Linked DNA regions of Homo sapiens: region 1 is linked to region 2. Evidence: chromatin contacts called from ENCODE Hi-C or POLR2A ChIA-PET data. All regions are on one chromosome and are shown on one strand. The core of a region is the stretch at or near the end of the contact, and the rest is flanking DNA. Distances in the headings are between cores, read along the strand shown.

Region 1 (4,813 bases), core at 1,906-4,405, 86 kb after region 2:
GAGAATTCTACACTCTGTCCAATTCTTATAATAACACTCATGATCTGCTGTTCATTCATGACCTCACTCAGGAAGTTCAGTTTTGCTACAAATATTACAAATACCAAACTGATGTTTCCTAACTCACTCAGTGTTCTGCCCAGATTGCGGCAGGCCCCTTTTTATGGCTCTGGCAGCTGATATTAGGACTTGATTACTTCTGAACTCCTGAAAACATGTTTGCTGTCAGTTGCAAAAGAGGTGGCATGAGAGCGACTCAAAACATTTCCAGTATCATGACTGTTCCATGAAAGACTTGAGAGAAATGGATACCTTAAAAAAACGAGAATAAATGTGCTGAAGTGCCAAGGAAAAGGCAGTTCTCTCTCTACTAGCTCCAATTTAGGATTTGCACTTCAATCTATACTTGCTCACTTGTGAAATTAAAAATCTTTTTTTTTAAATCACATAATATCAGATGTGACTTCTTCACTTACTTTTATTTTTCTAAGTGCATCTGAAAGAAGAAAGGTATTTCCAGGAGGGCAAAGAAGAGAATGTATATGATTTTTCTTCTCACTTAAGATTCTTATCAAATTTTCCTGATTTTTTTTTTTTTTTTTTGAGACGGAGTTTTGCTCTTGTTGCCCAGGCTGGAGTGCAATGGCACAATCTAGGCTTACCACAACCTCCACCTCCTGGGTTCAAGCGATTCTTCTGCCTCGGCCTCCCGAGTAGCTGGGATTGCAGGCATGTGCCACCACGCCCAGCTAATTTTGTATTTTTAGTAGAGAAGGGGTTTCCCCATGTTGGTCAGGCTGGTCTAGAACTCCTGACCTCAAGTGAACTGCCCACTTCTGCCTACCAAAGTGCTGGGATTACAGGTGTGAGCCACCACGCCCGGCCAAATTTTCCTGATTTTTATGTGTAGGGTTGAACAATGGAACCTAATCTGAATCATTAATTCATTCATGGATTCATTCAGTGAGTAATGATGATGAGTGACGACCACGTGCCGGTGCCCTGATGTTTACAGTCTAGGCATTTTAAATATACTACTTCTGATATTCATAATTCTCCATATTAGGTATTATTTCTACTTTGCAGGACAGGAAACTAAGGCTTAGAGATGTATAGCAACATACTCATTATCACATAGTTATTAATTGGAGGAGCCAGGATTGAAATCTCAGTCCATCTCCTTCTAAAACCCAGGTTTATCAGATTTTTTTTTTACTACATTACACTGGCTATAAACAATGAATGTATTCTTGATAGTACAAAATTCAATGTTTTATAAAGCATATCATGGTTTAGGAAAGCAAGAAATATGCCTGAAAGGCAAGCATTTTTCCTTTTTAATATATATCAGATTTATAGAAAGCACTGTATACATCAGTAAATAAGACATTAGATTAAAGGGCTAGCATATCTTTCAGAAGGTTAGTAAAATACTGTATTTATGTATGGTCTGAACTGCATCATACCAGACAATCCTGAACATGATCTGCAGACTCAATGCTTGCCCTAGTGGCTCACGTCTGAAAATGTCACTTACTGGCCACAGGACATTGGGTGTACTATGTAATCTGTTTGAAAATCTGTTTCTTCATCTATAAAATGGGACTATCATCATTCTATCACATAGGAAGCTACAAAGAGAAAATGGAGAGATACATGTAGAATACTTAACAGTGATGGGCAGGCTTCAGTACCTTACCTTTTCCTCACATATTACACACACAGCTTTACTAACAGTAGCAGTAAAGTACATCTCTGTTTATCATTTACACAGAAAAAAAGAGCTCCAATGGAAATGCCCCAGAACATGAAGATCACTGACTTTGATGGCCTGCCTGTGGTAAAACTTAGGATATAAATGAGGATCAGAAGCTTTTGGGAGACATTTTCTGGATGTGTCAGGTTTAGCGTGACTAAAGAAGGGTTTGAATATAATCCCTAAACTACAAGTAATCTTCCACTTATGCATATTAGGTAAGGATAAATGAACAGTTACATTAACACACAGAGCATATCTACAAACAAATAAGATTTTCTTAAATACATTAGAATGTGTTCATTTAAAAGACTTATTTGAAAAAAATAAAAAGAATTTTAAAAGGTTGTTATTTGACATTGTCACTCTGAATGCATATATATTTATTTCATTCATTTGACAAATGCTTACTGAGTGTCCAGTAAGTTCAGGGCACTGTGCTAGCATTGGGCATATGCTGATACACAAAACAGCAATGGTTTTTTCCCTTCAAAATCAGCTTTGAAACCATGAGTAGAATCAGTCACATTATTTACTGATAAATATACATCGCTAAAAGAATTCAAGTCTGGGCCAGGTGCAGTGGCTCATGCCTGTAATCCTAGCACTTTGGGAGGCCGAGGTGGGTGGATCACTTGAGGTCAGGAGTTTGAGACCAGATTGGCCAATATGGTGAAACCCTTTCTCTACTAAAAATACAAAAATTAGCTGGTATCATGACGCATGCCTGTAATCCCAGCTACTCAGGAGGCTGAAGCAGGAGAATCGCCTAAACCCGGGAGGCAGAGGTTGCAGTGAGCCAAGATCGCACCACTGCACTCTAGCCTGGGCGAAGGAGCGAGACTTTGTCTCAGGAAAAAAAAAAAGAATTCAAGTCTGACTGACTAAAGCCTAAGCTCATCATAAAACCCACCACCTAGGAGAAAATATTAAATGATGCATGTCTTGGAGAATCAACGTAGTTAGCAGAGGAGAGCTTTCCTAACACAATAGAAAAATGCCTTTGGACGGTGTCGGTAGTCCCCTCAGTAAAGTGTCTCACACTTCCTGAATCTGATCACTGGTAATAATGATGATAAAAAAAGATTTCCTTTTTTTAGCATTGGAAAAAACCCTACCCAAATAATTTTTGGAAGCTTGAGATTACATTATTTATCTGGTTCAGGTTTTAAAAATATTTCTGATTTTTTTCTGCCAAAATCCAAGCCCTCTTTCCTCATACAGAACAACTTAGATTTCTGAAATAGTTCTTCCCTTGACATTACTTGGGAGGTGGGCATTATTTCCCCAGAAAAGTAAACAAGGGAATAAAAACAAGGTGACTCAAAGGATGAGGAAGTATGTTTTTGTAGAGAACAAAAGATCCTTTCACAGTATGTCAAAGACTTAACTGTGAACTTTCCCGAATGTAAACACTGTTCAAATGGCAAAAGGAATTTCATCTATGTCTATAAAAGGTCCTGAACAATAGCTCTTGCTTGAAGCTACTTTTGACGGGGCCGTAAAATAATCTTTTCTTCAAATACTTTACATACAGACCTACAAAAACTTTTTCATCTTCTCAGGAGACATACAATTATAATTACCTTCATAATAGCAACAATAACACATAGAAGCACGGTACTGCTAAAGGCAATTAATGTCATAAATTATAAGCAGCATCATTTATGCTTAGAGTCTTCAGGAATAAAGAAATGCTTTAAGAGATAGTTTAAAATATTAGGCTAATGGTTTCCATTTAGCCTAAGAATTTAAAACTTATAGGGGCTGAGTACGGTGGCTCATGCCTGTAATCCCAGCATTTTGGGAGGCCAAGGCGGGTGGATCACATGAGGCCAGGAGTTCGATACCAGCTTGGCCAACATGGTGAAACCTCGTCTCTACTAAAAATCCAAAAAGTAGCTGGGCGTGGTGGGGGGGTGCCTGTAATCCCAGCTACTTGGGAGGCTGAGGCACGAGAATCACTTGAACCCGGGAGGCGGAGTTGCAGTGAGCTGAGATTGCGCCACTGCAGTCCAGCCTGGGTGATGGGGGACACTCTGTCTCAACAACAATAACAACAACAAAAACATAGGGCAGTAGATTTCTTTAAACAGATTTCATTATGATTACAAAAAAGGAATATTAATATTTTAAACCAAAAGGAATTATGAGATATCAGTTAGCTAAAATAAATATTTAACTTTTCCTACTTTAAAGTTTTACTCTTTACAAACCTCCTAGTTTTAATAATTGTAAAATGAACACTAGTAATTATTTAATGACAAGAATATGTCCTATAGTAAAATGCAAAGGAATAAATAGGTTTATTTGCTGTATTAGATGAATAATATATGAATTATAGTCAGGCAGATAATAATATTATCTGTATTTCTGGTGAGGTAGTTTTACTTCGTGTTTCTTTGTGAATCATTTTGATTAGAGTAGATTTTTCCATTAGTATTTTGAGTATTGATCATTTTTGTTTAGTACTGTTAGTATTCATCACAAGTTGATTGTTTTTTCATTTCCAAAGGTTTATTGCTGGGGGGTGAGGGGAGAATGTTATTTTTTTCTACTGAAATGCACCTCTAACTTTATAATATCTGGTAATGGTGAAACAGAATTCACTTCTAGTAACAAGACCTAAGCCACAGAATTTCAGAGTTGGAAGAAAATATGCTGGATACTTTAGGCCCACATTCAGCCTCACTCTGAGAAGGGCAGCATTCCACCACCAGGGGTAGCTTGCACAAGTTAGGTACAAATTTAAGTGATCACTGCAACACGTGTTGTGCCTTTACAAAGCTGGCTGGGACGGGAAATAATCTAATTCCTTGGATTGTTCATTGTAATTTACGTTAAGTTATGAACCTAGTATTAGCCCCTCCCCTTCAAAGGGTCATTATACATACTCAACAAGTTTTCTAAATTTTAAAGTTAATTCGGTAGCTCTTTATAAATTTTAAAATTAGTTCACCATATAATCTTTAATCTATAATAGATAATAGGAGAAATCTATAATCTTTCTATTATTGTACAGATTTATTATCATAAATAATAATATTGTATACTTAT
Region 2 (5,196 bases), core at 2,493-4,992:
CTGGGCTCCAGGCAGGCCTGGGCTGCCCGGCCAACCTCCCACCTTATCCCTGGCCAGTCAAGGTTGGGGTCAACAGCTGGGCAGCCCAGAGGCCACCACAGTGGCTGTGAGGATAAGGCTGCTTTTCAGGGTCTGGCCTTGCCTAGAGCTGCTTGGCTGGATGGTGGTAGCTGAGGAGGAGGAGAAGAGTCCTCTGAGGCCTGCCAGCTCAGCTACCCTGGGACATTCCAAATCCAGGCTTTTGCTTGAACTACACTTACCCTCCCTTTCTTTTGGGGCTCCTTGACTCTTCTTGGCTCATGTGGGTCTTGCCTGCTTTTCAGAGCCAGAACTTGTTCTGCCTCCCAGGCCCATGGTGCCTCCCCATCCCACAGCTATTTGTTCAGCAAAAATTTATTAACCACTTTTCAGGGCCAGGCCAAAGATAAACAAGACTTGATCCCTGCTCTTGTTCCTCCCACAATAGGGAAGGCCGATATGGAAAGAATGATGAGAGAGTGTGGTGAGCACCTAGGGCCATTCTTACTGCCTCAGGACCACAGAAGCTGGTGTCAAATGCTGTTGAGTTATTTCTCCACACTCTTTTGGTGATGCATCCTGTTTTCCCAGTTGATTGAAAACACCTAGAGGGAAGGGTCTTAAATGTCTTCTCTCATTTTCTGAGTGCCTTGCATGGTGGTGACCCAAGTAATGAAATAGCTGTCCAGCAGCAAGGAACTGTTTCCTTCAATCCAAATTTTACTGGATTTCTTGGTCTTTATTTCAATCTGGGAGCATTAGGTTATGAGAAAAACAACAAACCTAACTAACCTCCTATATTTGTTAGGCTGCTGTGCAAATTGGTGGGGGTCTCTGATCCATACCATCACCCAGTGTCTTAGTCAGCTTGGGCTGCTATAACATATTACTGTGGGTGACTGGGTGGATTAAACCACAAGCATTTATTTCTCACAGTTCTGGAGACTGGGAAGTCCAAGATCAAGGTGCCAGCAGGTCCAGTGTCTGGTAGGAGCTGGCTTCCTGCTTTACAGACAGCAATCTTCCCATTATATCCTCACATGGTGGAGAGTGGGACAGAGCTCTTGTGTCTCTTCTTTTAAATGCACCAATCCCATTAATGAGGCCTTCACCTCATGATTTAATCACCTACCAAAGTCCCCACCTCCTGATACCATCACAGCAGCATTTAGGATTTAACACGGGAATTTTGGGGGAACATAAATATTCAGTCCATAACACCCAGGATCCCAGGTTCATTGAAGCTTTGCTATCTTAGGTAGAGCTACACCATCTAAAACACATAGTTTTCTCCGTCACCCCGATTCTGTGAAAGAGAGCTGGAGGGTTGCCTACTAGCTCTTAAAGGCTTTAGCCCACTATTGACACATCACTTCTGCTCACAGCCCAGTGGCCAGAACCAGTCTCACCGTCCTGACCTAACTGCAAGGGCCCAGAGAAATATGGGAGATGTGTGAGCAGTAAATGACTCTGCCATAGTTCCCAAGCTAGCTTAAGTGAAAAGGGGGTGGCTGGGAGGACACCAAGGCATCTTATGGGTCTCTATCTAGGAAGGGGGTCCATCCAAGCCCCCAAAGGAACCGCAACCAGACGTTGGAAAGTTAGGACCCATAGTCACATTCTTAGAGTTCCAGGGTGCCGTATTTACTTCTCTCTCCTTCAGTCAGCAAGTTGACTTTTTCTTTTTTCTTTTTGGGTAGACTGGTTTTCTTTGCTTTTCAAATACAATGGGAATAAGAACAGTCCCTGTCTGAAGGAGCTGTGAGGATATAATGAGTTTATCCATGTAAAGTGTTCAGGAAGTGCCTGGCGCATGGGAAGTGCTAGGTAAGAGTTAGCTATTGCTATTATTTTATGTAATAATAGTAATATTTTTAATTATTCTCCTTGCATATGCCAAAACATGGCTGCCTAGGCTTAGCCTCTAAGACTCCCCCGAGAAGGAACTGACTAAAGGGACCAGTTCTTTTGGGAGCTGAGTGCCTAACTGAGTCAGGGTTCTCCCTGGGTTTGGGGAGAGGGAACAGGCCAGCATGCCCAGCTAATTTTTAAAAATTTTTCGTTGAGATGGGATCTCCCAGTGTTGCTCAGGCTGGCCTTGAACTCCTGGGCTCAAGTGTTCCTCACGCCTCGGCCTCCCAAATTGTTGGGATTACAGGCATGAGCCACTGTACCCGAAGAGAACCATCTTAAAGAGAAAAAAGAGCTGTTTTTATTTTTTGTTTTTAGAAGGCCACGTTCATTTTTTCAGAGGCACTTGGTCTTTTTAGTGCTAAGGAAATAATACTCAAGGATTTTTAAAAACTGTTACACAACAGCTTCTTCTTAAAGGCTGAATCACAGGCACTTTAGAAAACTTCTTAGTGGAGGAGGCTCCACTGATATGTACTCAATACTTACACTCAACAGGAGGGATATATTTCGATTTTGAGTTTGACAGGCACACACTGATCTCATTTAAGTCCTTACCCAGCTGGAGCTCAGGAATTCCAGTGCGCTTTCCACAAGAACTTCCTCATGTCTTGTCGTGCCGAACAGTGGGGCATGACCCAGGCCCTGTTTCTGCAAGGAAAGAGAAGTGGCTCCCAAGAACTGTAGTGGCCTCTTGGTATAAATTGTTTTCCTAAAGGCCCACAGTACAGGGCAAGAGTTTTCTTGGCAACCCAAATTAGAAATAAAAAAAAAAAAAAGCTGATTTGTTCACATCATCAAATAATGGCCCAGAGGCTGTGGAGTAGATGTCCAATTTCAAAGGCCTTGCCCTTCCTCTGGGCCAGAGGCCTTTCATCACAGCTAGGAAATTACCTCCCTAACATGCATGCTGCGCCTGCCTCCATAACCCAGAGGTCAGAAAGGCAGAGCACTTCTATAAGATGGAGGCAAAAATACAAATGGAAAACTGGGTGTCTCTGCAAAAACAAGACTAAGGAGAACCAAGGCACTGCCATCCAAACCCAACACCGCCTTCAGTGAGTGCTCTCAGGAGGCCTGACAGCAGAATATATGCCCAAGGCAAGAATGTCACCCAAGGTTCCCATATCTCCTGCCCTCACGTTGTGTCCCAGGTCTGGGTTCTCTGCTTGAGTAATGCTCCAAGCTGCAAATGCCCCCAGCCAATTCTATCTCCTCAACCCATCACAGGCCCTCTGTCTAAGGACCTTCCTACCAGTGGGGGTTAGGAGGAAAGCATGGGAATGAAAGAATTTGGACCAAGGGGTGCATGATGGTAGCCCGTCAGGGCAACTTGTAGTTGAAAAGAGAAGCCCCTTTTGCAGGGAAACACCACTGTACAGATAGACTTCAGATGCTGCGGGGCACGGCGCCAGGCCAGCTGTGTGGAGCTGCATTCCAGCCAAGTGACTGAATATCTGCTTTCATGCGGTTTTGTGGAGCTGCTACAATCTTCCACCTCTGCAGAGTATACCCGTTTCTTCCAGTCACCACGAAAGGTCATGCAAAAAGAGATTCTTCAGTTCTGGCACTACATATTTAATATCAAATCTTTGTACTTGAGCCTGCAATGGATGGACATGCATATTCTATCAGCCTTGAAAATAGCTGTTCCAACACTGGAGCCCTGAAGGAAACTTTTCAGTTAAATATTCTCTCTTTGCCAACTGCCAAATAGACAATTTTATTATTCAACCCATGGATCCATTAACTCAACCCTGGCCTTCCCCAGTAGCCCCTGTCATCTGCTCTTCTTTTGTGTGTAACACCCTTGATCTGAGCATCCGCTTGTTGCAGAGGCCCTTGGATTCCCCAGCAGCCTCAGGCTCTGTAGGAGCCACCCCTAGGAGGCAAGTCAATCAGGCTGCTTCCCCAGCTTTGCTATTTGATTTCTGTTGGGGCTGCAAGTGTTCCTTTCTAGGCCATTTTTAGGCCTGAATTTCATATGGGCCATAAAATCTTTTGTAAAAGGAAATGGATCAGCTAGCTTTGTCGAGACTCACTCTATTTCTGGAGTCCTGATGATGAAAGACTTAATTAGTGCTGGAGTAAACAAACGGTCAGTCTCGTTAAATTAGCAGCAGTATTTATTAATATAAACACATTGCACTTGAAAAATCCAACTTTAATGTCCCCTCTGAGTAAATATACTTATTTTTCTTCAAGTTTCAATCAGTAAGGCTTCATGTACAGCCATGATGTCATGAGACCAATTACACAGAGTACTCTTGACAGGCTCATGATTTTCTTGCCGTATTCTGGCCTGCGTAAGGAGCAAACTTGCTTTAGGATGTTCAGAGAGACACTGTTCTCTTCCATTTCCAGGTCAAACCCCAGCTACCATGACTTAATGCTTCAGAGCTGCATTTCATATTAATACATTCTTATATTCTGAAACTCCTCTGTGGTCACACTCACCATCTTTGGAGTCTGAATTTATTCACACACTCTGGTTGTTCCTTCAGGGAAGGAGCTAGCAGCCCCAAAGTACTTCCACTGAAGCCTTTGGAAAAGAGGGAAGACTCCAAGTCTCTGGCACCTGCAGAAGAGGGGAATCTTGAGAAGTAGCTGACGCTCCGAGTTTACATGTCCCCTTGGTGAGATTTCTTACAGCAGAACATGACGTTCTTCCCACCCCCAGGATGCAAACCACTTTAAAAGAATGTTATACTTTGCTCTGCGTGGCCAAATACCACAAACACCACTTGATTTTAAAATTATGTAGTCTTGGTATTCCAAAGCCAACGTGCACCACCATGCAAGAACAGATGCGGTCTCTGAAGGCAAAAGCCCCAGGCAGTGCTTAAGTCTCAAAAAAGAGTTGTCATGTCATCCTCAACTTGAGATGTTTGCTTGGCAAGCATTTTTTACTCTCTGGAGGAAATTTTGTTTACAGGATTTAACAGTTACACACACAAACACACACACACACACACACACACACACACACAATTACTCATTGTTCAGCTGCAGAACAAAGGTCAGCTCTTGGCACGCAGTAGTTTTCCAATTCCTGATCCTTTTTGATTTTCAATGTGCCCATCAGCAGACATGTAATTTTATCTTAAGACAGCCAAGTGCAAAGCATGAGACAATAGGCAGAAATCTTGTAAATAACTATCAAACAGAAATAATCCTTTCAGCTGACGAGGGAAAGCCTCCTTTGTTCCATTTTAATGATGTTTATATAAATTTTAGTATGCATATTCAGTCAGTAACATTATTTTA

What was found. Hi-C counts contacts between places; a loop is a spot of excess contacts on that map. ChIA-PET counts read pairs that join two places held with the same protein, here RNA polymerase II (POLR2A). Pooled maps may share reads with other maps.
Region 1: a loop to region 2 is called in a map of endothelial cell of umbilical vein, with 2.3 times the contacts of the local background. The contact joins two enhancer-like sites. A Hi-C loop is called at or near these places in 7 of 168 maps with a recorded cell type or tissue (HepG2, IMR-90, ascending aorta and 3 more) and 9 of 50 pooled maps. POLR2A ChIA-PET finds 5 or more read pairs at or near these places in 10 of 52 experiments (AG04449, AG04450, CD8-positive, alpha-beta T cell and 7 more).

Annotation. Positions count from the first base shown.
Region 1 is chr13:41,645,381-41,650,193 of GRCh38, forward strand. The region is part of intron 37 of VWA8 (von Willebrand factor A domain containing 8); the gene reads right to left. Among named protein-coding and RNA genes, the nearest start is that of MIR5006, 79 kb to the left of the region's middle. RefSeq lists an enhancer at 3,094-3,238 and a cis regulatory region at 3,160-3,171. Within about 2 kb of position 3,156, at least 4 of the 41 ENCODE cell types and tissues checked have a DNase peak (open chromatin) inside an H3K27ac peak, as active enhancers do; they include endothelial cell of umbilical vein, where a contact is called at or near this core.
Region 2 is chr13:41,558,914-41,564,109 of GRCh38, forward strand. It overlaps LOC105370174 (a long non-coding RNA gene), which reads left to right. Exons shown (of 3, transcript XR_941901.2): 3 at 4,434-5,178. Among named protein-coding and RNA genes, the nearest start is that of MIR5006, 6.9 kb to the right of the region's middle. Within about 2 kb of position 3,743, at least 7 of the 41 ENCODE cell types and tissues checked have a DNase peak (open chromatin) inside an H3K27ac peak, as active enhancers do; they include endothelial cell of umbilical vein, where a contact is called at or near this core.